Linked DNA regions of Homo sapiens: all the other regions are linked to region 1. Evidence: chromatin loops called from intact Hi-C (ENCODE). Cell type or tissue: psoas muscle. All regions are shown on one strand. Each heading gives the region's core, and the rest is flanking DNA. Links, peaks and the distances in the headings are about the cores only.

Region 1 (7,689 bases), core at 953-5,952:
CGGCTTCTTCTTCCTCCACCTTTATGACCAGAAGCTCCATCTGGTCTTCTGTAGACTGGGCATCCAGGGCTGTGCTTTCACTTAATTCTCTAGCCATCCTAGGCCAAGGCAGTACTCAGGCCTCACTCTAGCTTCCAGCGCTATTTCTGCAGAAGATCCCTGAAAGGTGGGAAATCATTATTAACCAGTAAACTTGCAAGTAGTCCCTTCTCTCCTGCCCAGGAGCCCAGAGACATCTCTGGGGAACTGCTGCAGAAATTTCTCCATGTTCAGTGGTTCTGCAGCTTAATCCTCTACACCACCCCAAACCTGAATCCCATAGTAAGGTTCCCAAAGGATGTCCTGGAGTGATCCTGGACACCCCCAAGCCCCTGACTAATCAGGAAAAAAACTGAAATTGGTGAGGATCCAGGGCACTTCCTGGACTCTCTAGGAAGCTCCTCTCAGTGACTTGCTCAGAGTTATCCCATTACCAACCAGGTCTGTGGTTGTCTAAATTCTAAGATGACCCTAATGATTTCCTGCCCTAATCCTCAGGACTTTCAATATGAGATAGCAAGTCCAGACTGACTGGACTGATCCCAAAGAGCTGAATTCTACTGACAACCTCAATGACCTCATAAGTAGATTCCTCTCAGAGCCTCCAGATAATAGCCCAGCCCTACCAACACCTTGGCTTTGGCCTGGGAAGACCCTAATATTGAACTCAGCTGAGCCTGCCTGGCCTTCTGACCTATAGAACTGGAACAAATAAGCTGATTTTTTTTTTTTTTTTTTTTTTTTTCTTATTTGTTTGTTTTGAGACAGAGTCTTGCCCTGTCACCCAGACTGGAGTGCAGTGGCATGATCTCGGCTTGCTGCAACCTCCACCTCCCATGTTCAAAAGATTCTTCTGCCTCAGCCTCCCAAGAAGCTGGGATTATAGGTGTGCACCACCATGCCCAGCTAATTTTTGTATTTTTAGTAGAGCTGGGGTTTCACCATGTTGGCCAGGCTGATCTCGAACTCCTGACCTCAAAAGATCTGCCTCGGCCTCCCAAAGTGCTGGGATTAAACACATGAGCCACTGCGCGCAGCCCAGATTTTGTTTTAAGCTGATAAATTTGAGGTAAATGTTATACAGCAATAGAAAACTAATACAGTTGATTCTATATCTGTGGGTTCTGCATTGAGAGATTCAACCAACCACAGCTGGAAAATATCTGGGAAAAAAAAATAACAAAAACAACAATTAAAAAATACAAATAAAAATACAATATAAAAAGTGTTTACAAAACATTTACATTGTATTTGGTTTATAAGTAATCTAGAGATGATTTAAAGTGTACAAGAGAAGTTGAGCCTGGTGCCGCACTACTGCAGTCCCAGCTACTCAGGAGGAAGAGGCAGGAGGATCACCTGAGCCCAGGAGTTCAAGGATGCAGTAAGCTATGATTGTGCCTCTGTACTCCAGCCTAGGCAACAGTGCAGAGACTCCATCTCTTAAAAAAAACATACAGGAGGATGTGTGTAGGTTATAGGAAAATACTATATGCCATTTTATGTAAGACTTGAGCATCCACAAATTTTGGTATCATTGGGGATCCCGGAATGAATCCCCCACAGATAGTGAAGGATGGCTGTACCAGGTCTTATCTGTGGTCAAGGTACTGTAGTAAGGGGAAGAAGAAAGAAAAGACAGAAGGCCCTGGACCAAAAGAAATAGAACTGAATTAAACCTTGGCTGCCTGCTAGTGAGACCCTCAATTATATCTGAAGTGAGGCTTGCCCAAAAAACTGGCATAACATTCACATTAAAATTCAGCTGAAAGAAGGATTTCTGCAGGCTCTTCGGATCTTTGGGCTGAAGGCCCTTCAGTTTCTCTCAGAAACATCAAGGCAGCCGAAAACATCACCAAGCCCTTCCCCTGGAGAGAGCATAGGCTGCCCCTGGTCTTTGCCACCTCCTCAATCTGCCACTTTCTTTCTTCCCCTTCAAGACTGAACTTCTTGAAAGAAAGTCCTTAGTCCCTGATTCTAGTCCTCACCTCCCACTAAGCCTTCCACACACTGTAGGCTGCAACTGCCAAGACCACTAAGATTTCGCATGCAGAAGGAACCAAAGGTGCTTCCCTCAATTCCCATTTTCCATGGCCTCTTCTCAGGCAACTGGGCTGAGGATACTGTCCACTTCCAAAAACTCACTTGTCCTTACTTCAAGGATCTTGCTTTCTCCTGCTTTCCTCCTTCCTGGTTCTTCTCAGCTCCCATCATAATCTGGTTAAGTGTTCTGAAGCCAGGTTTCCTGAGGTCGTCAAAATCCTGGCTTTACTACCTACTAGCTCTGTGCCTCCCTCTCCTTATCTGTAATAGGGATAGTGATAGCAGATAGGGCCATTGTAAGCATTAAGTAAGTGAGTGTATAAAACTCTTAGAACAGTGCCTGGTGTGTGGTTGTAAGGAACATGGCTGTGCTGCAGCGAAGCAGGCATAGGCCGAGGTAAACATCCTGCATGACTCAGCAGGATTGGAGCGCACGCACACAATTCCGTGCATTATATAATCACAGTTATGTAGCCATAATCTGGGGAGGCTCATCACCTGGCTCTAAGATACTACTGTTTGTGAGGTGTATAAATGTGGCACTGACACTGTGAAAGAGCTGCTGAGTAAAGCCATGTCCCATCTACCTGCTGTCTCTCGAGTGTTCTTCCAGCTCCCTGCCCCCCATCCACCCACTCCCCTTGGACCTCAGCTGGGGCTCTAACCTGACATTTGGCATAGTGAGCAAGATGAGGTGAGTGGGTCTTCAGCCCCCAGGCTCCCGGAGCGGCTATGCAGCCACAGCATGAGCTGTGGCACCCAGTGGCAGCCGTGCTGCAAGGATGGGCTCTGGTGGAAACATGGGCGGCAGTGGACAGGCCCTCCACGAGTGTGGAGAAGGTGCTGAAGCACCTGGAAATGCACAGGACCGAGAAGGAGTGTGCCTTTGCCAACAGAGTCAGATGGGCATTTGTGACTGTGCTGCTGGAAGGGCATGCCCAGTCCCTGCTGGACGCAGTGCAGGGAGGAGGACGAACCTCCATTACAGGCTCACCCAGTGGTCTGCCAGAAAATAGAGCATGAACAGCCACTGGGCCCCAAGGGTGGGCCTAGAGACCCCCTACCATAGTGAAGCACACTTCTTATAGTGCTTGTACCCCCCACTGAGTTGTGGGAGTTAGGCAAGCAGTGCCAGCAGCATTTGGGGGAGACTCCCTGCCTGAATTCTGTCTCTCCGGGACAAAGGAGCTGATCCATTTCCTGCTCCCCCTCTGAGATGGAAAAGCTGGCTTCTTTAATTACAGTGTGGTCTGATGCCGGTGAAATACCAGAAACTGTCAGTAGATGGCAGTTGTATATAGACTTAGTGCAAGTCATTCGGGAAAAGGACATTGCTGGGCAACTAGGTCCCGCCGGAGCGTTCCAGCTCAAAGATTACCTGCTGCAGTCAGGCAGAAATGTAAAGTCTTTCCTGTTTGATTGGGAACTGACCCAGGTGCCAGGCTTGGGGGGACACCGGACAACCAAAGGCAATATGTGGACTCGGCAAGCCACTGGTCCCTAAACCTGAATAAGTTTCCGGGCAGAGCTGCATTTATTGACGGTTATGAAAGCTGGTCAGTGAAAGTGAAACCTGTATCTTTGGACCTCGGCATCGGCCGCTTAGCTCCCTGCTTATGCACTGTGGATGTCTCTCCCATGCCTGAGGACAGGCTGTGGGTGGATGTTTTGCACGGCTTGGCAGCTGTGCCGTCTATCATGGATTTGATAGGCCACTTGACAACAGAACTGGGATGGTGCCACTGTGTGGTGGACTTGGCCAATGCATTCCTCTTAATCGACATTGCTCCAGAGAGCCAGGAACACTTTGCCTTCGTGGGAGGGTGACAATGGACTTTCACAGTATTGCTGCAGGGATATATGCATAGCCCCAACATATGTCATGATCTTATTAATGATGTTATATTAACCTCTGATTCTCTTGCAGATTTAGAAGCAGCAACGCAGCCTCTTGCCTGGAATTGGGATGATGCGGCTGAAACCACCTTCCTGGCAGCCAAACAGGCTATTCAGCAGGCACAAGCCCTATGGGTAGCTGATCGGGGCACCCATTTAAACTTGATGTGCATGTGACCAGATAGTTTTGACTGGGGCTTATGGCATCACACAGAGCTCTTTAGAATGCCAGTAGACTTTTGGTCCCAACTTTGGAAGGGAGCTGAGCTCCAGTATTCCTCGACAGAGAAGCAGTTACTAACTGCATATGCTGCCCTTTAGACTCGTGACAGCCTGGCAGGATGGGCTACAGTCGTCGCGCGCATGACTTACCCAATAGCAGGGTGGGTATGCTCATGGGTAACAACCCACACACTGGGATGGCACAGACATCCACTTTTGTAAAGTGGGGTGCTTAAGCCTACTTGGAACAGCAAAGTATGCTAACTCAAGTCCCTTAGAAGCACAATTACAGGAAGTCTTAGGACCTACAGTCCTAATGCAAGATAAGGTTATGGGACCTGAGGCACCCCTAGATCCTGAGCCTTCACCTTTTAAGGAAGGGCATTCCCGCATTCCCAATGGGGCATGGTACACAGATAGGTCTAGCCAGGGTGCTACTGCTACCTGGACTGCTGTTGCAGCCCAGCCTAGTACCAACACCCTATGGTTTGATACCAGGTGTGGACAAAGTAGCTAATAAACTGAACTCAGGGCAATGTAAATGGTGATCACCAAGAAGGTGACACGTAATCTGCACTGATAGCTGGGCAGTTTATCAAGGCTTAACCTTGTGGCTAACTACCTAGAAGTTACAGAAGTGGCTAGTCACCGACCCATGTAGGGCCAGGCCATGTGGCCAGATCTATGAGAGAAAGGATGACTTCCTCCAACCAGGTATGGGGACAAACAGTAACCTGTTGTTGCCCGCCCCAACACCCTAAAGGTAGGGAAGCAAAAACCCTGGATTAATATATAAAGCAACATTGGGGTAACATCACCATGTAGTGATTGCTCACTATAACCTGAAATTATTGCTCCCTGTATTACTGTGGCCCAAGTGCCCAGAGCTTATGTGTCAGGCTTATGTGTCAAGCCTCTATGTATACATTGGGCCTGTGTGCCCAGAGCCTATGTGTCAGACTTATGTGTCAAGCCTGTGTGTATCAGCCCTGGGTGCCCAAAGTTTATATGTCAGGCCTGTGTGCCAAACCTATATATTGGGCCTGTGTACCCAAAAACCTATGTCTCCCTCGGCCAAGGGGGTGGAGTGTAAGGTAAATGGATGTGCTTTGGTCAAGAATAGGCCGAGGCAGATATGCAGGCCAGCGTGACTCAGCGAGTTTGGAACGCAGGCGCACCACTCCACTTGTTATATAACCTGTTTGTGTAAGCTCATACTTGGCTTACAGCCACTATTGTCTGTAAATGGTATAATTGCCCTGCTGACACTGTACATAGGACTTGTGCCCAGAGAGAGAGAGAAAAACTGCTGACCCTGTAAGAGAGAACTGGCCATCTTGCAGACAGACAGAGGTGAGCCAGGAATTAACAAGCATGCCAAGGAGTACAGCTGTAAGTGTGGGAGCGGCAGGAGCCACAGAGCCGTTTGCTGAGAAGGGCTGCGGTCGGAGGAGGCAGCCGAGACAGAGGCAGACAGTGTGAGAGCTGCAGCAGCTGCTGCTGAATAAAATCATATTTTACCTGCCTACAGCCCCGAGTGTTCTTTCAACTACCTGCCACCCATCCAACAACTCCCCTCGGACCTCAGTATGGGCTGGAACCTGACACTTGGCATGACAGTGGTAAGTACCATATACATGTTGGCTAATAGTATAATTCACTGGTCTTTCTTTTTTTAAATAAGAGTAGGCCTGGTGGTTCTGTTCTTGACCTTTTCTTTTCTCTATCCACAGTCTTCCCCAGAACTATCTTTAATCACTCGCAAGGTTTTAACTTCTATTTCTAGGCTGTAGACTCCTGATCCCTATCCTGAGCTGCCTCCCAGACGGTCCTATATGGAAATCTTGCAAACAAATCCAATTCAATATGCCCCAAATCAAAGTGATTTTCTTGCTTCCTAATCTACTCCTTCCTCAGTATGGTATTATCTAGAAACAACAGCACCAGCCATCAGGTTTCGTCAGAGTCATCACTTTGTAATGGATGATTTCTGTATTTTAGGAGGGAAAAGTAAGATATTCTGAAAGAGAGCCTATCCCAGAAGCCATGAGACCTGGGCCTGATCTAAGAGGGAAGGGAAACCTGAGATTCCTGTGAACCAGCTGGGACTAGATTTTAAACTAGAAGTGAGTGACTGCAAAATTATTTGACTGGACTCGGATGTCAGTAAGTCCCTCTTTACTCAGTGGAATGGAGAGGCTAGAAAATGTAAGGCTGGGCTGGGCGCAGTGGCTCACGCCTGTAATCCCAACACTTTGGGAGGCTGAGGTGGGCACATCATGAGGTCAAGAGATCGAGACCATCCTGGCCAACATGGTGAAACCCCGTCTCTACTAAAAATACAAAAATTAGCTGGGCGTGATGGCATGCGCCTATAGTCTCAGCTACTTGGGAGGCTGAGGCAGGAGAATCGCTTGAACCCGGAAGGCGGAGGTTGCAATGAGCCAAGATCGCACCACTGCACCTGCACTCCAGCCTGGCAACAGAGCAAGACTCTGCCTCAAAAAAAAAAAAAAAAAGAAAAAGAAAAGAAAAGAAATGTAAGGCTGGTAGAGGTTACAAAGGGAAAAACAATTCCAAGTCCGTGTCTTCCTGAACCTCTATTCCTCAGTCCAACTCTCTACAGTTCAAAGGATGGTAGGGAATAGAAGGAAATTAGGAAACTGAGAGAAGCCATTGATTGTCACAAATCAAAAGTACCAGAAAATACTTCCTCCTAATAAGCTGCCACAAGAGATCTGGGGTACTCCTACATGAGCTAATAATACCAAAATAAGTGAGCCTAAATCTAATCTAGTCTTTAGATCCAAATACCAGTGTACAGGTGAAATATAGGAGCAAATTACATTAAAGGCTTTCAAACTTTGTTACATATTAGAATCACTGGGGAGCTTTTAAAACATCCTAATGCCTTGGGTACAATCAAGATCAATCAGCCTGGGTGCAGTGGCTCACACCTGTAATCCCAGCACTTTGGGAGGCTGAGGCAGATTTCCTGGGGTCAGGAGTTCAAGAACAGCCTGGCCCATATGACGAAACCCTGTCTCTACTGAAAATACAAAAATTAGCTGGGTGTGGTGGTACACACCTGTAATCCCAGCTACTTGGGAGGCTGTTGCATGAGAATCACTTGAGCCTGGGAGATGGAGATTGCAATGAAAAAAAAATCAATTAAATCACTCTCTGGGGGTGGGACTTTTAATACATCAATAACTTTTAAAACTTTCTAGGTCATTCTGATGTGCAGCTGAGTTTGAGATCTAATAAGTTAAAGATACTAAAAAGAAGCAATCGACCAAATCCAGAATGTGAGGCATTTTATAAAACAGAAGGTTCAAGTTCCTCAACAAATAAATGGCATTTTTACCAAAAGGAGTGGGAGGGAATGGGAACTGTCATAGATTAGAAGACTGAACAGACTTATCAAATAAATGCAAATGGTGAACCATATTCGGACCCCACTGAAAACAACAACTGTAAAAAGACTGT
Region 2 (7,689 bases), core at 1,066-6,065, 100 kb after region 1:
CCAGCCTTTACCCCCCAGGGCCCAAAAAAGTAAGCCCAACCAGGACCACCAGGAGTAGGGCCCCATATAAGCCCCTAAAGTCAAACCTATGTCCATTGCAGGAGGTAGCTGATGGAAATGGAGGAACACTTAGAGTACATGGGGCATTGTCTATCTCTAATTTGGCTTTATACAAGGAAAAATTTGGCCAGTTTTCAGAGAATCAAAAAAAAAGGCTTATACATTTTACCATATTCTTTAACTTGTCATGACTTGCAAGTATTGTCATTTGCTTGCTGTGCCATGAAAAGAAAAAAGGTAAGGAAAAATTGTGTGGTTAAGCCAGTCATTTATGACAAGGTTAAAGAAATAACTCAGGGAAAATGAGAAAATCCCACTCTATTTCAGGGTCATTTTGGTGAAACACTCAGGACATATACTAATGCAGACTCAGACTCCCAAAAAGGACAAGCTCTCCTAGGTATGCATTTTATTACTCAATCTGCCCCTTATCCTAGGAGAAAGCTATAAAAAGCAGCAATAGGACCTCAAACCCCTATGAGCCATTTAAATATGGCCTTTAAAGTTTACAACAATAGGGACAGGGCAAAAGAGATTTAACAATAGCCAAAAAGTGCAATTATTAGCAAATGCTTTAAGTCCCCTGACCCCTGAGGGTTACCCATCCTGAAATAGTGTCACAAGATGGGTGTCTGGAATGCCCAGAGAAGAGCCCCTGACTTGCCAGCCCAAATGTATAGGTTATTTACTAGCCAAACAAGATGGAGTCTGTGCAATTATTAATAAAACCTGCTGCACATGTAGTAACAACTCTGAACAGGTTGAATTTAACATTCACAAGATCTATAAGCAAGATACCGGGTTACATATCTATAATCAGGGCACTGAACCCAACTATATCTGGTCAATTATCAGAAGTGCCATACAAAGTCTCACCTAGTTTTTATCTCTCCTAGGACCTTTAATAGCCATCTTGTTATTACTAATCTTTGGCCCTTGCTTGTTTAACGTCTTTATAAAATCTGTGTCTTCTAAATTACAACAGTTCCAGATAAAGAAAATGCCGTCGCAGGGCTTCCAACCCATCCCATCTACTGACCCAGAAAATAAAAGCATCCCGCCTTTAGATATGGTATCCAGAGATTTTTACTCTTCCAGTGCTAGGCAGGGCCTATGCCCATAAACTAAGCAGGAAGCAGTTACAGAAGATGGACCACTGCCCTTCTGCAGCCTGCTTAAAATTAAGAAGGCATATCTAATCCCTGAGGGAGGAATGAGGTAGGAGGCAGAATTCAACTCCAGAAGTGGGGCTCCAACACCTGACCAAATTGAGGACTAGCTAAAAGAGGGAAGAGGCAGTATCACCTCTCCACCAGACATACCCACCAGTGTGCAATGTCAGTTACCATTGCCATGGCAACACAGGGAAGTTGCCACCCCTTTCCATGGCCATGACCAAGTGACTCAGAAGGTAATACCCCTTTTCTAGAAATTTCTGCATAATCTGGTGCTTAATTTGCATATAATTAAATGTAGGTATAAATGTGACTGCAGAACTGCTTTTGAGCTGCTAGTCTGAGCACACTGCCTAGGGGGTAGCCCTGCTCTGTAAGGAGCAGTACCTCTGCTGCTGCTGTACACTGACACTTCAATAAAAGTTGCTGCCTAATACCACTGGCTTGCCCTTGAACTCTTCCCTGGGCGAAGCAAAGCATCCTTTTGAGCTAAGCCCTAATTTTGGGGCTCACTTGTCCTGCATCATTCTGTTCTATAGAATGTCCCACATGTTGGATTTGGCTGATTGATTTTTTAAAGTGTCATTTAATTCCTTAACTCTCAAACTCACCTGCATGTTGGAATCACCTAGGAAAGTTGGCCAGGCGTGGTGGCTCACACCTGTAATCCCAGCACTTTGGGAGGCTGAGGTGGGCAGATCACTTGAGGCCAGGAGTTTGAGACCAGCATGGTGACGCATGTCTGTAATCCCAGCTACTCGGGTGGCTGAGGCACTAGAATCACTTGAACCCAGGAAGTGGAGGTTTCAGTGAGCCAAGATTGCGCCACTGCACTCCAGCCCTGGGTGACACAGCAAGACTCTGTCGCAAAACAAACAAAAACAACCAAAAAATGTTATTAATGCCTGAGTCCCATCCTGTGACATTCTGATTTAATTGATCTTGGTTGCAGCCTAGGTATCAGGATGTTTTAAAAGCTCCCCAGTGATTCTGTGTGACACAGAGTGTGAAAACTGCTAACTTAACTTATTTCTGTAAATATTTGGATCTAGAAAAGTACTTAGATTCAAGTTCACTTATAAGGATACTTCATGGGCAGTGCCCCCTACCTTCTGTGGTAGCTCATCAAGAGAAAGATATTTTGTAGTATTTTTCATTTGCAACAGTCTTTGGGACTTCTCATTTTCTTAAGTTATGTTATTTCTTAATCCTTGGAATGTAGAGGCATAGGCAAAGAAAGAAAAACTCAAGAAAGTACTGACATGATATTTTTTCCCCTCATAAACTACTGAACTTGCATTTTGTAGCTTCTCCATTCCACTGGGCAGAAAGGGGCTTACTGAAGTGTCCAGTCAAATAACTTACAGTCAATTATGGCTTAAAATCGAGTCCCATCTAGTTCAAAGAATTCTCAGGGCTTTCTTCTATTATAGGATAGGCCTAGTTTATCACATGCCAGGCACTGTTCTAAGCACTTTACACAAGAGTGCTCACAACATTATCTAATCCCTAGTAATGCCTACAACATCCCTATCTACTATTACTTTCCCTATTTACAGATTGGAAAAGTCGGGCACAGGGAGGGTAAGCCAGGATTACACAGGTAACCTGGCTACCTGCGTATCTAGCCACTGTGCTTGACTGTGATTGGGGGCTGGGAAGAAACAGGAAGGAAGAAAGCAGAAGAGAATGGGGTCCCTGAAGCCAGAGACTAGAGAGTTTCTGGAGGTGGAGAGCAGCATAAGCCTGATTGCCAGAGAAGCAGCCATGGAATGTGCAAAGTGGTGAGTGGGGGAGTGGGACAGTGTGTTGAGGATTAGTGGGAGGTGAGGGCTACAGTCAGGGTCGGGAGGAGTAGTCTGGCCTTAAGGAGGAGGAAAAAAAGTGACAGATTAAGGGGGTGAGTGGGGAAGGACCAAGGGCAGCCACTGCTCGCTCCAGGCAAGTGCCTGGTGATGTGTTCTGCTGCTTTGATGTTTCTGAGAGAGACTAAAGGTCCCCCTGCCAGGGTTCTTGGGGCTCTGGGGAACCCCTGCTTTCCAGCTCAATTTTAGTGTCAATTTTATGCCAGCTGCTTAAGCAAGCTTTACATAGGAAAGAAATATGAGCCGCAGCGGCATCCTTCCAGGATTTAAAGGCTCAGTCCTATTTCTTATGATCCAAGGTCTGTCATCCTTTCCTTCTCTATCCCTTAACTGCCTTCCCTTGCGTGGAGGTAAGGACAGGGTAGCTAATGGGTTAATTCGGAGACAACCACCGAGAGAAGCTTCCTAGAGCGCCCAGGAAGTGGCCTTAGTTCCCATCGAGACTTCCTGTGCCCCAGCCTCAACTTCCCTCCTATGTCTGGAGAGTGATCACTTTCACTCCCAAAGACATCCTTTGGTGATACTTACTGTGGGATTCAGAGTGGGGTGCAGAGGACGACCCTGCAAAGGCACGGACTATAAGAGAGATCTGTGCAGCTGCGCCTCAGGGGGTGTCCTGGGCCCCTGGGCATGACAGGAGGGGGACCACTTGCAGTTCTACTGGAAAATTTACCACCCTTCCAGAATCCTCTGAAGATATACAGGTCGCAACTAGAGTGAGACCCGAGTACTGCCTTGGGTCAGAATGGCTAGAGAACCGAGAAAAAACGCAGCCCTGGACGCCCAGTCTGCAGAAGACCAGACGGGGCTCCTGACCGTGAAGGTGGAGAAGGAGGAAGCCTCCGCCTTGACGGCGGAGGTGAGAGCACCCTGCAGCCCTGCTCGGGGCCCCGAACGCTCCCGCCAGCGCTTCCGAGGCTTCCGCTACCCGGAGGCTGCGGGCCCCCGCGAGGCGTTGAGCCGGCTCCGAGAACTCTGCGGACAATGGCTGCAGCCTGAGATGCACAGCAAGGAGCAGATCCTGGAGCTGCTGGTGCTGGAGCAGTTCCTGACCATCCTGCCGGGGAATCTGCAGAGCTGGGTGCGGGAGCAGCATCCAGAGAGCGGGGAGGAGGTGGTGGTGCTATTGGAGTATTTGGAGAGGCAGCTGGATGAGCCGGCGCCGCAGGTAGAAAGAACAGGTTTAGTATCTGAGCGCTGTGGTCTGTTTCCTCCTGAAATCCCAGATCGGAGCGAGGGGCATTCCTTTAAGGTCCAGGAGTTCTTCATCTCTTTTTGTACTGTGAACCTCCTTGGCAGTAAGGTGAAGTCCCTGGACTCCTTCTCAGAATTATATTTTTAAATATATAAAGAAACTATAAAGGATTACAAAAGAACACAACTATATTGACATACAGTTAGCAAAGAATTAAATTTGTATTAAAGTCATATATGTGGATTTTTATTACTGCACTAAATAATAAGACCTAGGGACAGGGCTTATAATTGGCAATTTCAAAATGGCGATAAGCATCTATTTGCCTGGTTGTAATGTGGTGTGAAAACGTGCAGGTTTTGTTGGTGACAAAGTCCTGGGTACTGCTTATGCTACCTTGATTTGTTGCTTCCATTCATAATTGAAGGAAATGTTAACTCTCTCTTAAAGACCAGTAAAAATAAGATTAGTTTTTGTCCTTTCTAAGTTCATGGACCACTTGGGAGAAAGTCCATGGACCACTGGTTATGAACCTCTGGTAGAAAGTGGGCCTATTTTTACCTCCATGTTCTTCCCTGTTTTATGAGGGACTGTTTCCTCTTTGCATCGTCCTGTGTCCCTGTGCACACAACTTCAGAGGACCTGTGTGGCCAAATCTTCTAACTGGTGAGCTGGATACCAAGGTTCTTGACTTAGGTCTATTGCACGCAAGCCCTGTAGCAGTGGGAAGTCATTGCAAATCTCTTAGCTTCATTCTTCATAAAATATGTGGGAAATTCTGAGCTGCACGTGAGACAGTAACTTGAAAACTGTAATTTAACTATCAATGTCTGGAAGGAAACCTGCTTTTAATGAGGACATAACTATGTGCCAGGCCCTGTGTTAGGTGATGTCACATACTGTGATCTTATTTACTGGTCTCCAAAACCTCATAAAGTAGAAATTATTATCCTCATTTTTCAGATTAGAAAATATATTAGTATTGAGAATTTAGCACCAGTGTCCAAAGGGTTTTCGTAAACACACAGATGTATATAATGAGGGAGCCTAGAGTAATGGTAAGAACACGGGATCTGGAGTCATTCTGTCTGAGCTCCCATCCTAGCATTTCCACTTATTAGCTGGGTGACATGGGCAAGCTGCTTAAACACTGTCCACCCTTGGCTGGGTGCAGTGGCTCACGCCTGTAATCCCAGCACTTTGGGAGGCTGAGGTGGGCGGATCACCTGAGGTCGGGAGTTCGAGACCAGCCTGACCAACATGGAGAAACCCGGTCTCTACTAAAAGTACAAAACATTAGCCGGGCGTGGTGGCACATGGCTGTAATCCCAGCTACTAGGGAGGCTGAGGCAGGAGAATTGCTTGAACCCCGGAGGCGGAAGTTGCGGTGAGGTGAGATCATGCCATTGCATTCCAGCCTGAGCAACAAGAGTGAAATTCCGTCTCAAAAAAAAAAAAACAAAAAAACCAACAACAACAAAAAAAATGCTGTCCACTCAGGAGAGAGGATCCGGGCCACATCTCCGTTTTCAGCAACTTATCATAAAAATCCAAAATAATAGCTCACAGGGTTGTTATCTATATTAATTGTGTTAATATCATAAGGCTTGTAGAAACAGTGCCTAGAAAATAGAAATCACTTGCACATGGAAAACATAGAAATGTTGGGTAGATAACTAAAAATCGTGACTTCTAGGTTCCCGTTGGTGACCAGGGGCAAGAACTGCTCTGTTGCAAGATGGCACTATTGACACAAACTCAAGGGTCTCAAAGTAGCCAGTGCCAGCCAATGAAGGCTCTGTTCAAGCATGAATCTCTGGGATCCCAGCCCTTACACGATAGAGGTGAGTATTCTCTTCTGGGTTGTATGAATTCTATAGACTTCATCCAATTTCATTTAAGGATCACCTAAAAGATCCATTTACAGTTACTTTATATACTCATCACAGAGAGCTGTATTTTAAGACTGAGACTAAGAGAAATTTCAAACAATGGTGAAAAACTTTCCTAACCAAACTAGGACATAGTAAATCTGATTTTATTAAAATTGATGTCTAGAAAGAATCGGTTTTTTAAACAACATGGTGATCTCCATTCATTAGATATATTTAGGGAGCCTTCATCTATGGTAGCCAGTGTTGTAGGCACTGGGGAGAGAGCCACCAATAAGACAGAATTCTTGCTTTGATGGAGCTTACATTCTAGCAGGGAGGATAGAAAATAAATTAATAATATAATTTTAGATATTGTTAAGTGCTATGAAGAAAATAAGGCAGAATTTGTAAAGCCAGCCAGAACATTCCAGAGATAGTAGGACTGCTGCAAATAGAAGAGTGTAAATCTAAACCCTGTAAAGCCTGTGACTAGAAGAGTGAAAATCACTTAATAGGAAGCAGCTGTGTGTTCCATGCTGTTCCTCATCTGCTGTGAACATCTGGGCCGATTCCTAAGACATACAACACTTGGACATGCCATCCAACATGCAATCTTTATTTCTCAGCAGAGTTTCTGGCCTAAACCAACTTATTTTCTGCCCCTTGCAAATTGACTTATTGTAGGGAAACCTAAGGTTTCTTCTGCTTCTGAGTCTGAGCAAGTTCTATTTAAGCAGTCTTCCAGTCTTCCATTGCCTCCTTTCTGGACCCAGCCTTATTTGACTCCTCCTAGTTTTTCTTTTTCTTTTTTCTTTTTTTTTTTTTTTTTTGAGATGGGGGTCTCACTCTGTTATCCAGGCTGGAGTGCAGTGGTGAGACCTTGTCTCACTGCAACCTGTCTCCCAGGCTCAAGCAATCCTCCCACCTCAGCCTCCTGAGTAGCTGGGAGCACAGGCCCATGCCACTACACCTGCTAATTTTTTGTAATTTTGGTTCAGACAGGTTTCTCCAGGTTGCCCAGGATGGTCTCGAATTCCGGAACTCAGGCAACCCACCTGTCTCAGCCTCCCAAAGTGCTGCGATTACAGGGATGAGCCACTGTGCCTGGCCTCCTCCTAGTTTTTCATACCTGAAGTGGAAAGCATCCTAATATCTACTAAAGACATTTTAACCAAAACAAAACAAAAACAAAAAACCCTCTTTACTCCCCATCTCCTAGCAAAATTCAAAACCCAAAGGTCTTCAAATGGAAAGCTTTGTTATGTTGCATTCATTTCACCACTCCTACCAACGATTCTGCACGTGGTTTTTGTATATCTGCAGAGTGCACCAGACTTCTTTCGGCCCTAGGGCTGGAGCTGGTGGGAATCAGGCATTTTTGAAAGGAACACATTCTGTATAAACTTATTGGCAAGAACTTACTGCCCCAGTTTTTGAACTTGGATTTTGCAAGGTGGGGAGGCTGAATACTAGGGTAGTTCTCATCCAGAGCTTCTTTCTTTCTTAGTTCTCCAGGTTCC
Region 3 (7,689 bases), core at 1,483-6,482, 89 kb after region 1:
GAAAAAGAATGAAAGAAAGAAAGAAAAAGAAAAGAAAAAAGACAAGTGAAAGACAAGGAAATAGAGAAAGTTTTTTCAGACAAAAAAGACACCATAAAGCTGTTGGATGTTCAGTGTAGTAGTTAGTTATGGCTGGGAAAACGTTATATGGAGCCGGAATCCTGGGAAACATCTACATGTAAGAAACAGAAGTGAGATGGAACTGGAAAGGTAGGAGGAGAAAAAAGACAATAGTATCCAGAAGGTCAAGGAGGTCTATTTCTGTAAATGTGGAATGGTGGAAAGACCCTGGGCCTTAGACAGGCCTGGGTTCCAATCCAGCCCTGTCACTTACATGTTGTGACCTGGGGCAAGTAACTTATCCTTTTGGACTTAGTTTACTCATTTGTAAAATGAAGATAATACCTAATTCACAGAAGTTTTGAGGTAAATGAGATAATTCTAAAGAACAGAAGGAATTCACTGATTTATAAGGGAAATGATATGAGCACAGTGTTCAAGAGTGTGAAATGCTATAAGATGGTGAATTAATCTAAGACCTGGCATAGACACTTGATTCAAAAACAAAGATGTCATTAGTGACCTCTGTGAAGGTAATTTTGGTAGTGAGAATAGCTAGCCTGCCATAGGAAATGAGAAAATGGAGAGTGAGCATAAATGACAAATTTCAAAAAAGTAATACATTGAATGGAACAAGAAAGATAGGGCAGAAACTAGAAAGGGCTAATGTAGAGTATAAGTATTTTTGTGACTTCAATTACTGTCCTTATGCTGATGATTTCCTTATTCTTCAGGTCAGATATCTCAAGTGTCAGACCTGAATTTCCTTCTGCCTATTTGGGACCAGGATACCCTACAGAAGCCTCTCAAATCCAACATGTCAAAAATGAACTCAGACAATTCCCTACCATCCTTTGGGGCAGGCCCTTGGTATGTGGGGATTTAGCATTCTTGATTTTGACTATGCTTGAGTATCCCTATAGATCAGTGAAACACCATCTGTCAGCTGCTGACACATGCCTTTGAATCAATGTGCATGCGGTAAGTGGGAGAACGGGAGAAGGCTCACTTAATCAGTGGCTTAGCCTCCAAACAGTTTGCTGTTATATATTCCTGAATGTGTATATAGTTAACATTTCCCAGCTGATAATTATTTTTCTTAGTCAAAATGAACTTAAACTTTAAAAAGCCAATTCCTAGTATTCTTAATATAAGTAAAAAAGTCCAAGAAAGTGATGATTATCAGTGAAACCCCGTGTCTACTAAAAATACAAAAAATGAGCCGGGTGTGGTGGCACACGCCTGTAGTCCTAGCTACTCGGGAGGCTAAGGCAGGAGAATCACTTGAACCCAGGAGGTGGAGGTTGCAGTGAGCTGAGATCACACCACTGCACTCCAGCCTGGGCGACAGAGTGAGACTCTGTCTCAAAAAAAGTGATGATTATTAGCCAGAAAATAAAAGATTGGTATTGTAATGGTTAATTTTATGTGTCAACTTAACTGGCCACAGGGTGCTCAGATATTTGGTCAAACATTATTCTGGATGTTTCTGTGAGGGTGTTTTTGGAATGAGATTAACATTTAAATTGGTAGACTGTTGACTAAAACAGACTGCCCTCCATAATGTTGGTGGGCCTCATCCAAGCAGTTAAAAGTCTGACTAGAACAAAAAGGCTGACTCATCCCTGAGTAAGAGAATTCTTCCTGTCTAAAATGCTTCAAACTGAATCATCAGCTTTTTTCTTGCCATCAGACTTGGAACTAAAACAGCTCTTACTGAATCTCAAGCCTATGGCCTTCAGACAGGAACTACACCATCAGCTCTCCTGGTTCTCAGGCCTTTGGGCTTGAGCTGGAACTAAACCATTTGCTCTCCTGGGTCTCCAGCCTGAAAACTCACTCTGAAGATACTGAGACTTGCCAGCCTCCATAATGACCTATGCTAATTCCCTATAGTAAATCTCTTTCTAGATCTCTACCTATCTTTACCGATATAGATACCCTAGTTATACAAATAATGACACAAATACAGGCATATGTATATATATACATAATTCGTATTATTGTTTAGGTATATATACCTGTATTCGTATTTTTTATATATACCTGTATTCATATTATTATATCTATAGAGATATCTATACCCATATCAGTATATATCTATGCCACATACATATATATATACTGGTATCTATATCAGTATTGGTATATAAATAAACATGTGGTATGATGTTGATATGTATATATAGGGTATGATGTGTTTTTTTTTTTTCTTTGAAATGGAGTCTGCCTCTGTTGCCCAGGCTGGAGTACAGCAGCGCAATCTTGGCTTACTGCAACCTCCGCCTCCCGGGTTCAAGTGATTCTCCTCCCTCAGCCTCCCGAATAGCTGGGATTACAAATGCCTGCCATGACACCCAGCTAATTTTTGTAATTTTAGCAGAGACAGTGTTTCACCATGTTGGCCAAGCTGGTCTCGAATTCCTGACCTCAAGTGATCCACCGTCCTCAGCCTCCCGAAGTGCTGGGATTACAGGCATGAGCCACCGTGCCTGGCTGGGTATGAGGCTGAATTAGTGGTGAGTTCATTTCTATAATGTGATTAAATATATCAAACACAATATATAATAAATAATTTGATAAACTGTTTTGGGAGGAGCTCCATCTACCCAGCTATTTGAGCCAGAAAACTGACCATTCCTTCCTCCTTTCATATCTCATGTATCTGATCAATCAAGTTCTATTGATTCTATTGCTTAAATATCTCTCAAATCAATCCACTTCTCATCCCCTTTGCCATTGTCTTCTCCTACCTAGACCACTGTGACAAACAGACTGGTCTGAGACACCAATCTATTTTCCACACGCAAACAGTGATCATTCTAAGGAGGATATGAAATATTATTATGTCCCTGCTATGCCTGTTACATATAATGGCTGATTATTACCCTTAGGATCAAGTTCAAAACATTTAATATGGTTTACATTGTTTTTTGATCTAATAAAGTACTTTATTTCATCAAATTTGCAATACTCCTTCTTGCTCCTTGGCCCTTCCACAGCTTATTCCTTCTGCTTGGACCACCCTCCAACCCTCCAATTTTCTTCTTGTTAATGCCCACTCACACTTCATGTCTCAGCATAATAAAACAATGAGCCAGGACAACTATACTACATGTTTCACATATATTAATTATTTAACCCTCACACAACCCTATAAAGAAGACACTATTCCTAATTTCTTCGTGCAGAGAAGGAAATTGAGACGGGGAGAGTTGAAGAACTTACACGAGGTACCAAAGCTAAACCTCAGATCTTTTCTCCAGTATCTCTTGCACCCACAGGCCCAAAACCTTGGATTTATATTTGCCTTCTTACTGTCACACCCTACATCTGACCCAGTAGCAAATATTATTGTCTCTATTTTCAAAGCAGATCATAATCTGATCACTGGCTCAAGATATCCTTATCTCCCACCTGAATTACTTGGAATTTTAAAAAATTACTCTTAACTTTTAAGTTTTCTTGATTCCATTCTTGCCCACTTACAATCTATTATCATCATGAGTCTCCAAGTAAAGAAGCTTTAAAACATAAGTCAGATCATGTTTTCTTCTGCTCAAAATCCTCCAAAAACACACACCAAAAAAAGACAAAATTCCTTACACGATACAGTTCTCATTTCCTCTACACTCTTCCTCTCCATACCCCAATCTCTCTGACATCATTCCCTACAAAGGTCGCCTTTGTTCACTGCTCCAACCGCTCTGGTCTCCCCGTTATTCCTCAAATATGCCAAGCAAGCTCCTGCTTTAAGACCTTTGCACTTGCTATTCCCTCTACCTAGAAAGTTCCTGACCGCAAAAGCCACTTAGGTCTTTCCACCCACCTCCTTCAGATTTCTGCTCAAATATTACCTTCTCGGTGGCGCCTACCTTTAATATCTACTTAAAATTGCGCTGAATGGATGAAAAATATGCAGCAGAAGGTTGTACTCTGTTTACCAGATCCACAGCTTCATCACTCTCATAGGCCCCAGGGCCGACACCTCCGCTACGGACCCCGCCCCCTCGGTCGAGGGAAGATTCTCTGCACCCGCCGGGAAGCAGCTGCTCCCTAGGCCCCTAGGCCGCAGTTCCGCCCCAGCCCGGGGCCCAGCTCCAGGGTCCGCTCACCTGGTCAAGGGGCCTCAGAGGACCCAAACGCTCTGAAACAGCGTCTTAGCTCATCGCCGAGTGTCAGCTCTAGCTCTTCGGAGCGCTTTCTTCTCCGCTCTAGGAACGCTGGAGGACCTTGGCTCGATGGTGCTGCCGCTTAGGCATCGCAGAAGGAGACTAACATGGGTGCTGCCTGCTGAGGACGGCTGGGAGGGTCATTTCGTTGTGAGCTAAGATTGTTGGGGTTTTTTTTTTGTTTCTGTTTTTGTTTTTGTTTTCTCATTTTAAAGTGGATGTTTATTTTATTCATGTAAAAACAGGCCAGCTCCGTTGAGTGTTATCACAAACAGCCAACATTTTCACTTTGCTCACATAAATAAAACACACATACTTCGCCATTTTTCGCAATTTAGAAATTCATCAAACACAATGGCAAAAATAATTGTCAAAGTATTTCGAAAATTAAACTAAACAATGGACATACGTTTGGATTGAAAGGTTTAAGGTAAGAAGAAATTAGGGCTATTACTGTGAGAGAAAATAAATCAACAACACTTTGCAATCAATGTAAGTTTCAGGGGGAATAAAAGCAACAGATATCACTTTATCAAAATAAATTCTACAACAGAGAACAGAAATAGTCTCTCTTGCCCACAGTATCACAAACTGGGTTTTTATAGTTTTTGAATAAGATAAACTCTTTGAATGCTTATACATTGCTAGTGGGAATGTAAATTAGTTCTGCCACTGTGGAAAGCAATTTGGAAATTTCTTAAGGAACTTAAAACAGAGCTCTCATTTGACCCAGCAATTCCATTATTGGGTATATACCCAGAGGAATATACTGTTCTACCATAAAGACCATGCATGTGTATGTTCATCACAGCACTTTTCACAATAGCAGAAACATGGAATCAACCTAGATGCCCATCAGTGGTGGACTGGAAAAAGAAAATGTGGTACATAACACCATGGAATATCATGCAGCTAAAAGAATGAGATCATGTCCTTTGCAGCAACATGGATGCAGCTGGAGGCCATTTATCCTAAGCCAATTAACACAGGAACAGAAAACCAAATACTGCATGTTCTTACTTATAAGTGGGTGCTAAACATTCAGTAAACATGAACACAAATGGGAACAACAGACACAAGGACTTCTTGAGGGTGGAGGGTGAGAGGAAGGTGAAGATTGAAAAGTTACCTATAAGGTACTATGCTACCACTTTGGTGACAAAATCATTTGTACACCAAACCCCAGCAGTATGCACTTTATTCATGTAACATACCTGCACATGTACCCACTGAACCTAAAACAAAAGTTGGAAGAAAGAAAAAAAAACCTTTAAAAAATCTGAACAAACTTTTGTGTTTAACTGATCAGTTGACAGAAGCTTTGAAATATCATTAAATATACAAAACATTGTACTGACGTGTAATTTATTCAGTGTTTCAAGCATTGAAATTATCATAACAGAAAAAAAACAACCAGTTTCATTATCACAAGCAGTTATCTTTTCTTCTTAAGTGTCTGAATGTATCTTTGAAAGCATATTTTTAAAGTAAAAATTAAATATGTTTACTTTAAAACTTTTCATAAGGCCAACAAATCTAGTCAATATGTGTTACTAATTAGAAGTCAATATTCTTTCTTGAGAGGAAAACTCATATATCTTATTTTTTAATATCTAGAAAAGGACCTTTTCAAAAATTATATAAGGGATAAACATAAAGAAAATTTAATTTAAATAGAAAGTAAATACTATATCCTATTTACTCCCCCTCTAAAATTCCCTACTATGACTAGTTTCTTAAATCTGTCACTTTTATTGTCAAGGCTGAGATTATTGCCATTGCACTGGATATCCCATGAAAATCAAAACCTTTAAAGTAGCTAGACAAAGAAGAGTTTTTTTAAATTTTCAAGGTGTGCATTTTTCATTTAAACAGTCTGTTTGTACCTTTTGGGAGGGGTAGGGGTAGATAAGGTGAGAATAACTCAAAACACTGTTATCACCAGGAGAGACAAAATACTAAAATACAAATCAATTTTCAAACTTGAGGTTTTCATTTTCCAGGATTATCCTTATTTTTGTAAACTATAGTGATCATGTTTCTGCCAGGTCCATTCATACGATATTCAAGATAAGAACTTTCTTTTCCATATTATCAGTAGAGATGCTATCGCATTATGAGTCATGTCACCATGCTCCAGCATAAGATTTACAGTTCTTATCTTCTGGTAATGATGCTTCCTGCTCTTCTCTCTGCTTCTTATACGTATACAGCAAGGTCTCATTCATTACTCTGAGTTTTAAAATAAGTTATTTGTCCAGTGATCGTTCTAAACAATCAAAGCCTACAAATGAATCTAACAAATTTATAGCTTAATATTAGGAACCTATAACTTTAAGTCACCCATATTAGGCTGATAAAGAAAAATCATATAATCTCCACAAATGCTACAATGTCATTTCATAAAACTCAACATATATTTCTGACTAAAAGCAGAAACTCCTAATAAAAAATAAATAGATGGATGATTCCTTTATAAGGCAAAAATAAATACATCTCAAATATACCAAAAACCTCCCTTATATTTGATGGTGAAATCTTAGACATATCCCCCATAAATTCAGATTAAAGTCTAGCTGAATTCGTTAGGCTAAGAATAAAAAGAGCAATTTTGCTAAATGTATGATTTCTTACTCCCTAAATTGCTGGTGGCTAAGGTTAAGAAACACCTTCCCTTGTGCTACAGAACTTTAAAACAAACAAACATGAAATACACATTAGACCCCTTATGCCAGTGGGAGATTTTTATATTTTGTGAAACACTACTTTTGATAATTCCACAAAGTCATATAATGATGGTCTGTGAGAACATTAATGCTATTTCATAAAATGTATCAATTGTAAATCAGCACAGCCTCACTAGTTTGCTTTCTTAGGCTGTTTCTCAGCACTGAATAAAACTCAGTGTAACTCTAGTGGCTAAGACAAGTTATTTGATCTGTTCAACTTCCTGCTTGAGCAGAGTGAAATAATAAAGTGATTCTGATGGTTTCTTGAAATGTAAACGTAATACAAAATTTTCGTTATACTGTTTTTCTTCTATTTCACAATCCATAGCTACATACTCTGGGCAAAACTACTTCAAAGGAAAAGTTGTAACCCTTTTTATTAGCTCCCCTGAGACAACAGTGATCTGCAGTCATATTCCAACTCTTGAAATCTCTTTTAAGGCAGATTTATTGGCCAAGTCCCTCTCTAATAGCAACATTAAATGGCAAGTTAAGCATAACTACAGCAAAAAAGCTATCATGAGTATTCCACTGTAGGCATTAGACATACTATTTGTTGCATGGTGTGTATTTTATCTTTCTGGGAAAGAAGCTCACCGATCTTACCTTGGCTTACTTAGAAGTCAGTTTCTCAGCTGCATCTTCTTCCAAGCGAGAAAGATAAAGATATTTGTTTGGCCACTGTTAGAAAACCTTTTTAGGCTTTAACGGGCATTACAGTCAAGTGT
Region 4 (7,689 bases), core at 1,324-6,323, 1.2 Mb after region 1:
GTGAGGAGTTCACTGCTCTTATTTCAGCTTTGCATCCTAGCATTAGTAAATAACAGAAGACAAACCTGAGTATAATTAGCAACATTTTTTTCCGGTCAAAAAGTGACCTGTAGTGTTACTTGGCATCTTAGTTCACTATATGTTATTAATGAGGAACCCCACTCGGGGTATGTTAATTTATTTTAGCCAAGCAGTTATGTTATTAGAAGCTGAGAAGGGGGTGTTTTTTAAAGTAACAGGGCAGAAGAAAGGCAGATTTAAGATATGAGCTTAATAGAGTGTAGCAGGTATAGGTAGTAGGCAAAATGAGATAATTAAAAACGAATAAATTATTTGGCTTAGTCTTCTGTTTTTTCAGCGTAATGTCTGGGGCCTGTGTTGTTTGTGGAAGTCACATTGTTGAGGCTGCAATTTCTGTAGAGTCTTTTTTAGGCTTGCTTGAATTTTTTTTTCTTCTTTTCATCCTTTGATGAGGACATAGTCTTTAGGCTGATACTAGAAATTTTAGGGGTGGTGCCTGCGCTAAGAGACTTTTTACAATCTTTAAAGAGCAGGTTAGTGTTTTAAGAAAAACTCGTGGGCTGGGCGCAGTGGCTCACACCTGTAATCCCAGCACTTTGGGAGGCCGAGGCGGGCAGATCACGAGGTCAGGAGATCGAGACCATCCTGGCTAACACGGTGAAACCCGTCTCTACTAAAAATACAAAAAAATGTAGTTGGGCATGGTGGCGGGCGCCTGTAGTCCCAGCTACTCTGTCTCAAAAAACAATAAAAATAAAAAAACAGAAAAACTTGTGTTTTATTTTAATGTTTAGTTTATAGAAAAAGTGGATGATACCTTTTTAACTTTAGCAAATGTGTTTACACACATAATTTTTTACAATTATCATTTTAAAACTTGCTTAGACCTTTATTTTTATTTTTTAATTTTTTTTTTTGAGATGGAGTCTCACTCTGTCGCCCAGGCTGGAGTGCAGTGGCACGATCTCGGCTCACTGCAAGCTCCGCCTCCCGGGTTCATGCCATTCTCCTGCCTCAGCCTCCCTAGTAACTGGGACTGCAGGCGCCCGCCACCACGTCTGGCTAATTTTTTTTGTATTTTAATAGAGACGGGGTTTCACCGTGTTAGCCGGGATGGTCTCGATCTCATGACCTCGTGATCCGCCTGCCTCGGCCTCCCAAAGTGCTGGGATTACAGGCGTCAGCCACTGGCGCCCGGCCTGCTTAGACCTTTGAAACAAAAATTATACAACCTTTTTTGCATAAATTTTTTAATAACATTTTTCACGACTTTCACAGACAATTTTTAACATGTCTTAAATTTTTGTTTTATAACTTTTTTTTACTAAAGGTACATTTTTATAACTTTCTTAGTTTTTTTTGTTTGTTTTGAGATGGAGTCTCGCTCTGTCGCCCAGTCTGGAGTGCAGTGGCACGATCTCGGCTCACTGCAACCTCTGCCTCCTGGGTTCACGCCATTCTCCTGGCTCAGCCTCCCAAGTAGATGGGACTACAGGCGCCTGCCACCATGCCTGGCTAATTTTTTGTATTTTTGGTAGAGACGGGGGTTTCACCATGTTAGCCAGGATGATCTCGATCTTCTGACCTCATGATCTGCCCGCCTTGGGCTCCCAAAGTGCTGGTATTACAGGCATGAGCCGCCGCGCCCAGCCGATTTTTTTTCCCTTTTTCCACTTTTTTTTTTTTTTTTTGAGATGGAGTCTTGCTGTGTCGTCCAGGCTGGAGCGCAGTGGCGCGATCTTGGCTCACTGCAAGCTCTGCCTCCCGGGTTCACGCCATTCCCCTGCCTCAGCCTCCTGAGTAGCTGGGACTACAGGCGCCCGCCACCGCGCCCGGCTAATTTTTTGTACTTTTAGTAGAGACGGGGTTTCACCGTGGTCTCGATCTCCTGACCTCGTGATCCACCCACCTCGGCCTCCCAAAGTGCTGGGATTACAGGCGTGAGCCACCGCTCCCGGCCTCTACTTCGTTTTTTTCACAGTCTTTTTTTTTTTTTTTTGCATCTTGTTTTGATTTTTGTCTCTTTTAGTCTTTTTTCTTTACTTTTTTCTTTTATTTTTTTAATGTGTAATAATTAGATGAATGTTGGTAACAATGGATATATGTACATATCTTAGTTTCCAAAATTTAGGGATGTGTTTAACATCTGTTTGCCACAATGGATTAGGTTCTAATCCTCTAGGGTTAACACCTGTTGAAGGAGGGGACGTGCTTGTGAGCTGGTAATCTGGGCATTGTAGGATAATTTGCTTAGCCAGCCTCTGTGTAAGTTGAAATTATTTAGATAAGTTTTTCAATTTTGGTGGGAAAATTGATGTGATTGGGTGACTTGGTCAAGCAGTGATGTCATAACCTGAAGGTCTGCTTGATTATTGCCGTAAGCCAATGGGCCAGGCAGAGAGCTGTGAGCTCGAATGTGTGTAATAAAAATAGGATGTGTATCTTGGTTTAGCAATTGCTGAAGTTGAAGAAAAAGAACACACAGACTGGGCTCCAGAGCGAACTTAAGGCTGTAAAAGTTCTTTAATAATTAAACAGAATAACCTTAGCTTTTTGAATGTTAGTAAATTCAGATCGAGTGATTGGATTATGTGGTCTCCACCAGACTGTCGCTTTTTTTAATGTTTACTAGACCCACCAGTAAAAACAGTCACAGCTCCTTCCAAAGGAGCATCACAAGGAATTTTTGGAAGAACCCATGTAGTTAATTTTAAAAACTGGAAAATTTTATTTTTAGGATAATGATTATCAATACATTCAACAAATTCTGTTAAATTAACTTGCCATGTAACTGAGTTAATAAATGCCTGTTTTACCTGATTTTTATTTATTGGAATTATAATCTTATTGGGCTCAGTGCCACAAAGTTTAACAATTCGTGACGAGCCTGTCCAATTAGAATTGCCATCTGATCTAAATATACTGTGAGTGTTTTTATGGTATTATGTGGCAAAAAAAGACCATTTAACTAAATCATTATTTTGAACAGTAACCCCCATTGGGGAATGTGAAGTAGGGAACACAATGAATTGTAAAGGCGAGTCTGAGTCAATCTTACTGACCTGGGCTTGTTGAATTTTTGTCTTCAATTACTTTTAACTCTTTTATGGCCTCGGTGTTAGTTCTCTGTTACTTTGTAAGTTGGAATTTCCCCTCAATATTGAGAAGAGATTAGACATAGCATAAGTAGGAATTCCTAAGGTGGGCCGAATCCAATTAATATCTCCTAACAATTTTTGAAAATCATTTAAGGTTTTTAAATAATCTTTTTAAATTTGAACCTTTTGAGGCTTAATGGCTGTATCCTGTACTTGCATCCCCAAATACTGAAAAGGAGTGGTTGTTTGAATTTTGTCAGGTGCTATACGCAATTCAGCGTTTGTAATTGCCTTTTGTAAAGATGAATAACATTGAATAGGTTGATCTCTATTTTTTGCTGCACACATCTGGAAATTGATCTCTAACAGGCTGGATAGTTCTGCCTACAAAAGTTTGACAGATTGTGGGACTGTTTAACATACCCCGGAGTAAAACCTTCTAATGATATCTGGCTGCAGGTTCTTTGTTTTTAATGGCAGGGACAGTAAAGGCAAATTTTTCGAAATCTGCCTCTGCTAAAAGAATTGTAAAACAAGGCAGTCTTTTAAATCTATAATAATGAGCAGCCAGTCTTTAAGGAGCATAGTGGGGGATGGGAGCCCAGGTTGTAAGGCTCCCATCGGTTGAATTACAGCGTTGGCCACTCGCAAGTCGGTCAGCATGTGCCATCTACCGGACTTTTTCTTAATTACAACTATTGGGGAATTCTAAGGAGAGAAAGTGGGTGAAATATATCCTTTTTCTAGTAGTTCTTTAACTATTTCATAAAGCGCCCCCAATTTTTCCTTAGGCCACTGTTCGACCCAGACAGGGCGCTGGGTCATCCATTTTAAGGGAAATTGCTCCTTCACTGTAATGAACTGCAGGGCGAACCTGAATTACCCCCTCTCCATAATGAACTGCGGGTCGGGCAATAATGAGCGCGGCCAGCCGAGTCTCGGCAGCGGAGTCTCAGGCTCCCTCCGCCTGCACTCACTCGGCTGAGGAGGAGGTGGCCATTCCGGACATTCCTCTTGAGGAACCCTGAGCTGAATGAGTTTCTGAATAGGTTTAGGAAGACTGGGGGGATTGGCATAAATTACTTCCGGACTCTCCTTTTGGCTAGTACTCGGTAGAGGCGTTTCAGAGTCCTGATTATCAAACTCCTCCTTCTCCTCCTCTGACTCAGCCTCATCATTTGTCTGAAATGGCTCCAGTGCGGCACGCACCAATGACCAAACTGACCAAACAGGCAAACGAATTTCCTTTCCTTCTCTACGTGCTTTTTAAAGGTCCTTTCCAACTCTTTCCCAATCTCTTAATTTCAAAGTTCCCTGTTCAGGGAACCAAGGGCAAAATTGTTCTACAGCATGAAATTAATTCATACGATTTTTTGTACCAACTTTTACGCCATCACGCTTCAACAGCCGCCCTAGCAAGCTCAAATACGTGGTGTACTTACTTTCAGTTTTCCCCATTGTGTCCCTGGCTTTCTCCAAGTGCCCTGCTTACCTGCAGAGCTTAAAAACTTTTTCGTCCTCGGGAGTCCTTCGTCCATCAGCCCTCCGTTTCACACGCTCGAGCATTCCTTCATCAGATTCTTTCGAGCCCCACGTTGGGCACCAGAATGTTGGGGACCAGCCTCAATACCACCCTTAGGGTACCTAAAGTCCGGTGGCGACAAAGGAATGAGAAGAGACAGGTTAAGAGTGTATAAAGAGTGGGGGCCAGGGGGCCAATTGCAAAATGGAGGCTGCAAAAGGCGCCCAGCTCTGGTCTCCACACTATTTATTGAGTACAATCACTTAGATCCAAAAAGCAGACATTTAGGGCGAAATGGTGAAAGGGAGGCAGCGTGTTACAGGCGTAATCTATAGCAATAGCGGTTTAAATGAATCTCCTTTGTGCCCAAACAGCGTATCTTTAACTTATTGGAGAGTAGCTAGTGGGAGCGGGCTTAACTAGGAGCCTGCACGTCTGTCTACATTCCAACGCTTCAAAGGAGTGTCTTTCTTCTTGAACACAGTGTTTATAGATAAGAGAGCAGGTTGCACTCAGAGCATGGGAACATAATGGCGATAAGAAGGCTTTCCTCTTCAGAGGCCTCTTGTGGCTTTCCACAACTTACTCTCCCATATTTTTATTGCCAGTTTATGGCCCCATAAGCCTTTTTCCCAATGTATCTTCAAGAGAATGTCCAGCAACCCAAACAGCTGACACCCTGTTGGGTCAGCAGAGCTCAATCTCTCAGGGTTTGGAAAGCTGCAGGAGGGGCAGTAAAGCACAAAGAGAAGAGAAGGTACCACCGAGAAGTACTGTAGTAAAAAAATAATTTTGGTTTTACCATTCATCTTCCATCAAATTTCTACTAGTCAACAAAGCAAATAAAGACAACTACTATTTCACATGGTAGATGCAGAAACAGAGTTAATGAAGTGTGCTAAAGATAAGAAACATGATCTTGTGTCTATCTTTTTTTGTTTGTTTGTTTGAGATGGAGTCCCGCTCTGTTGCCCAGGCTGGAGTGCAGTGGCGCAATCTCAGCTCACTGCAACCTCGGCTTCCCGAGTTCACACCATTCTCCTCCGTCAGCCTCCCGAGAAGCTGGGACTATAGGTGCGTGCCACCACGCTTGGCTAATTTTGTTTGTATTTTATAGAGACAGGGTTTCACCACGTTGGCCAGGATGGTCTTGATCTCCTGACCTCGTGATCTCCCCGCCGCGGCCTCCCAAAGTACTGGGATTACAGGCGTGAGCCACCGCGCCAGCCAATCTTGTGCCTATCTTTAAATTAAAAACAAAATTTACAAATTACAAAACAAAAATAAGTAAATAGTTGACCTGGCTCATCGAAAGATATGGCTCTCCTTTCTCAAAAACAAAACAAAAAAAGGGAAAAAATGTCCTTCAAGTATGAGATACATACCTGTATATAGACAGAGAGAGAGAGAGTAAATGAGTCAATAACTTCGGATGAATCAAAGGAGTAGAAAAGTATAAAAGAAATGGGAGAATTGTAGGGTCCACAAGACAGCAGGCACGGGGTGACTCCGGGGCTCTGCTGGCTCCTCTATGGGTTTACCACTGCCCACGGGTGGATCAGGCCCTGGCCTGAAAGGAACCCTCGCAAGGGCAGATATTTACCGCCTCCTCCCTATCGTTGGAAACAAGTGCTCATTGTAGCCCAAAGAAACTCACGCTTAGACAGAAAATTCCTCAGCAAGACACCTTTACTTCTGCAGAAGAGTGCTGCTTGCACCTGTTACAATCGCAAGAGCACAACGAACAAAAGCGGGAAGGAGTTTTTAATACTAACGCAGTTCCTGTTTCTATGTTCTTCCCCTGTTGGCTGGGGTTGGACTGCACAATCTAAGCTGATCCTGACTGGCTAAAACTTAAACTTTTCCAAATAGGGTAAACCCACCATTTGTGAAAAGAAGAGGTGGGGCGGGGGGGAGCGGGGGGTAGGATTGATTTACAACTTTTACAACTTATGACCAGAAAGTTGAGTCTTTGAAGAGCAACTTAGTTGTCCCAACCATTTCCCCTCTTCTGTTTTATAGTTCTTCCTCTTCAAATTTCTTCAACAGGATTTGTTTTTTTTTTTTTTGTTCTTCTTGATTATCTAAGAGCAAGAGCTTATCTGAATACAGAGGGGGAAAGGTGAGGGAGGTTTTTGTAAGAGCTGCTTCTATGAGCCTTTGGGTTAACCCACGAATACAAGGTATGATACAGCAGCTCACAAGGATGAGTACATCTGTAACAATCGCAAGGAAGGTAAAGACTGAGGTCATGAGTCCTTTCCATTTTCCAAACCACCTTTCCATCAGGCCCATAAAGGGGTCGTCTATTCCAGAGTTTTCCGCTAATTCACTTGCTAGGGTGGTAAGGCCTTGCAAGGCTTTTGTGATTGTCCCGTCAGGGGCTGTATTATTAGGAATAAAAAAGTACAACACTGGACCCCGATCATGACACAAAGTCTGCCCTTTTCAGCTAACATCATGTCAAGGGCTATTCTAGTTTCCCAGGCCATCTGGCTCGTTGGGTCTAACTGTTCAGCTATTCCTTTTATGGCATCTCTGGTATAATTGACAAATTGCTCCTGATTGTAGTATATATAATTTATCCAGTCTACATTTTTGTTAATAGTGGACCACCAGAATAAGATAGGCTCGAACCCGGTGGCTATTTGGTTTCAAGCTTTGAATTCATTTGGTACCCCCTGCGGGACCCCGATACTGTCTATGTAATGTGCAGGTCAAAGGACCCGTGAAAGGCTTCTCTTTTTCTTCAGGTTACTTGCTTCCTGTCTGGTTGATGAAATGCCAAGGTGAAAGGGATGGCTAATTGGATCAGAGCGCAAGTGCTGCTCCAGTTGCTTGGCAGTGTACCCAATGTTGGTCCCCCACAATACTGCTCAGGGATAGACTAGGTCCCACACATCTGCTTGGGGATAGACTAGGGCTGACTGAGTGGTTAGCTCTTAAAAAAGTTTAGGCCCACTACATCCCGTCAGGTTTCCAAGGTATGTCAAATGTTTCCCTTGCTGTGAGAGACACAAGGTAAAATTGGCATCGAGAGCTGGAGAT

The links. Peaks named below come from ENCODE experiments on the same cell type or tissue, not always from the same donor. Only the 100,000 strongest peaks of a DNase experiment are listed, where the experiment ranks them.
Region 2: a loop joins it to region 1, with 3 times the contacts of the local background. A loop is called at or near these places in 61 of 110 quality-filtered maps.
Region 3: it touches region 1 in a loop (3.0-fold over the local background); 62 of 110 quality-filtered maps call a loop at or near these places.
Region 4: a loop joins it to region 1, with 5 times the contacts of the local background. A loop is called at or near these places in 9 of 110 quality-filtered maps.

The regions. Positions count from the first base shown.
Region 1 is chr6:28,351,995-28,359,683 of GRCh38, reverse strand. It overlaps ZKSCAN3 (zinc finger with KRAB and SCAN domains 3), which reads right to left. Exons shown (of 6, transcript NM_024493.4): 2 at 1-159. The coding sequence starts at 97. It also overlaps a transcript of ZSCAN31 not described here. Among named protein-coding and RNA genes, the nearest start is that of ZKSCAN3, 5.9 kb to the right of the region's middle. RefSeq lists enhancers at 2,366-3,270, 3,550-3,619, 5,097-5,596. In psoas muscle, for the core only: a CTCF peak has its summit at 3,350 (motif pointing right); DNase peaks (open chromatin) are centred at 3,433, 3,763 and 5,353; H3K4me3 peaks cover 2,102 bases; H3K27ac peaks cover 3,165 bases.
Region 2 is chr6:28,248,137-28,255,825 of GRCh38, reverse strand. ZKSCAN4 (zinc finger with KRAB and SCAN domains 4) reads left to right here and starts at 3,557. Exons shown (of 5, transcript NM_019110.5): 1 at 3,557-4,268; 2 at 5,992-6,139; 3 at 7,677-7,689. The coding sequence starts at 3,846. RefSeq lists enhancers at 3,749-3,798, 3,929-3,998. In psoas muscle, for the core only: no CTCF peak of the experiment used is centred there; a DNase peak (open chromatin) is centred at 3,525; H3K4me3 peaks cover 2,576 bases; H3K27ac peaks cover 927 bases.
Region 3 is chr6:28,263,700-28,271,388 of GRCh38, reverse strand. It overlaps ZSCAN26 (zinc finger and SCAN domain containing 26), which reads right to left and starts at 4,246. Exons shown (of 4, transcript NM_001023560.4): 1 at 4,176-4,246. RefSeq lists enhancers at 3,640-4,204, 4,349-4,408. In psoas muscle, for the core only: no CTCF peak of the experiment used is centred there; a DNase peak (open chromatin) is centred at 4,288; H3K4me3 peaks cover 2,343 bases; H3K27ac peaks cover 1,519 bases.
Region 4 is chr6:27,185,109-27,192,797 of GRCh38, reverse strand. No RefSeq gene overlaps it. Among named protein-coding and RNA genes, the nearest start is that of TRI-AAT5-2, 12 kb to the right of the region's middle. RefSeq lists an enhancer at 3,796-4,361 and a cis regulatory region at 3,570-4,456. In psoas muscle, for the core only: a CTCF peak has its summit at 3,802 (motif pointing left); DNase peaks (open chromatin) are centred at 3,807, 4,047 and 4,317; H3K4me3 peaks cover 1,588 bases; H3K27ac peaks cover 580 bases.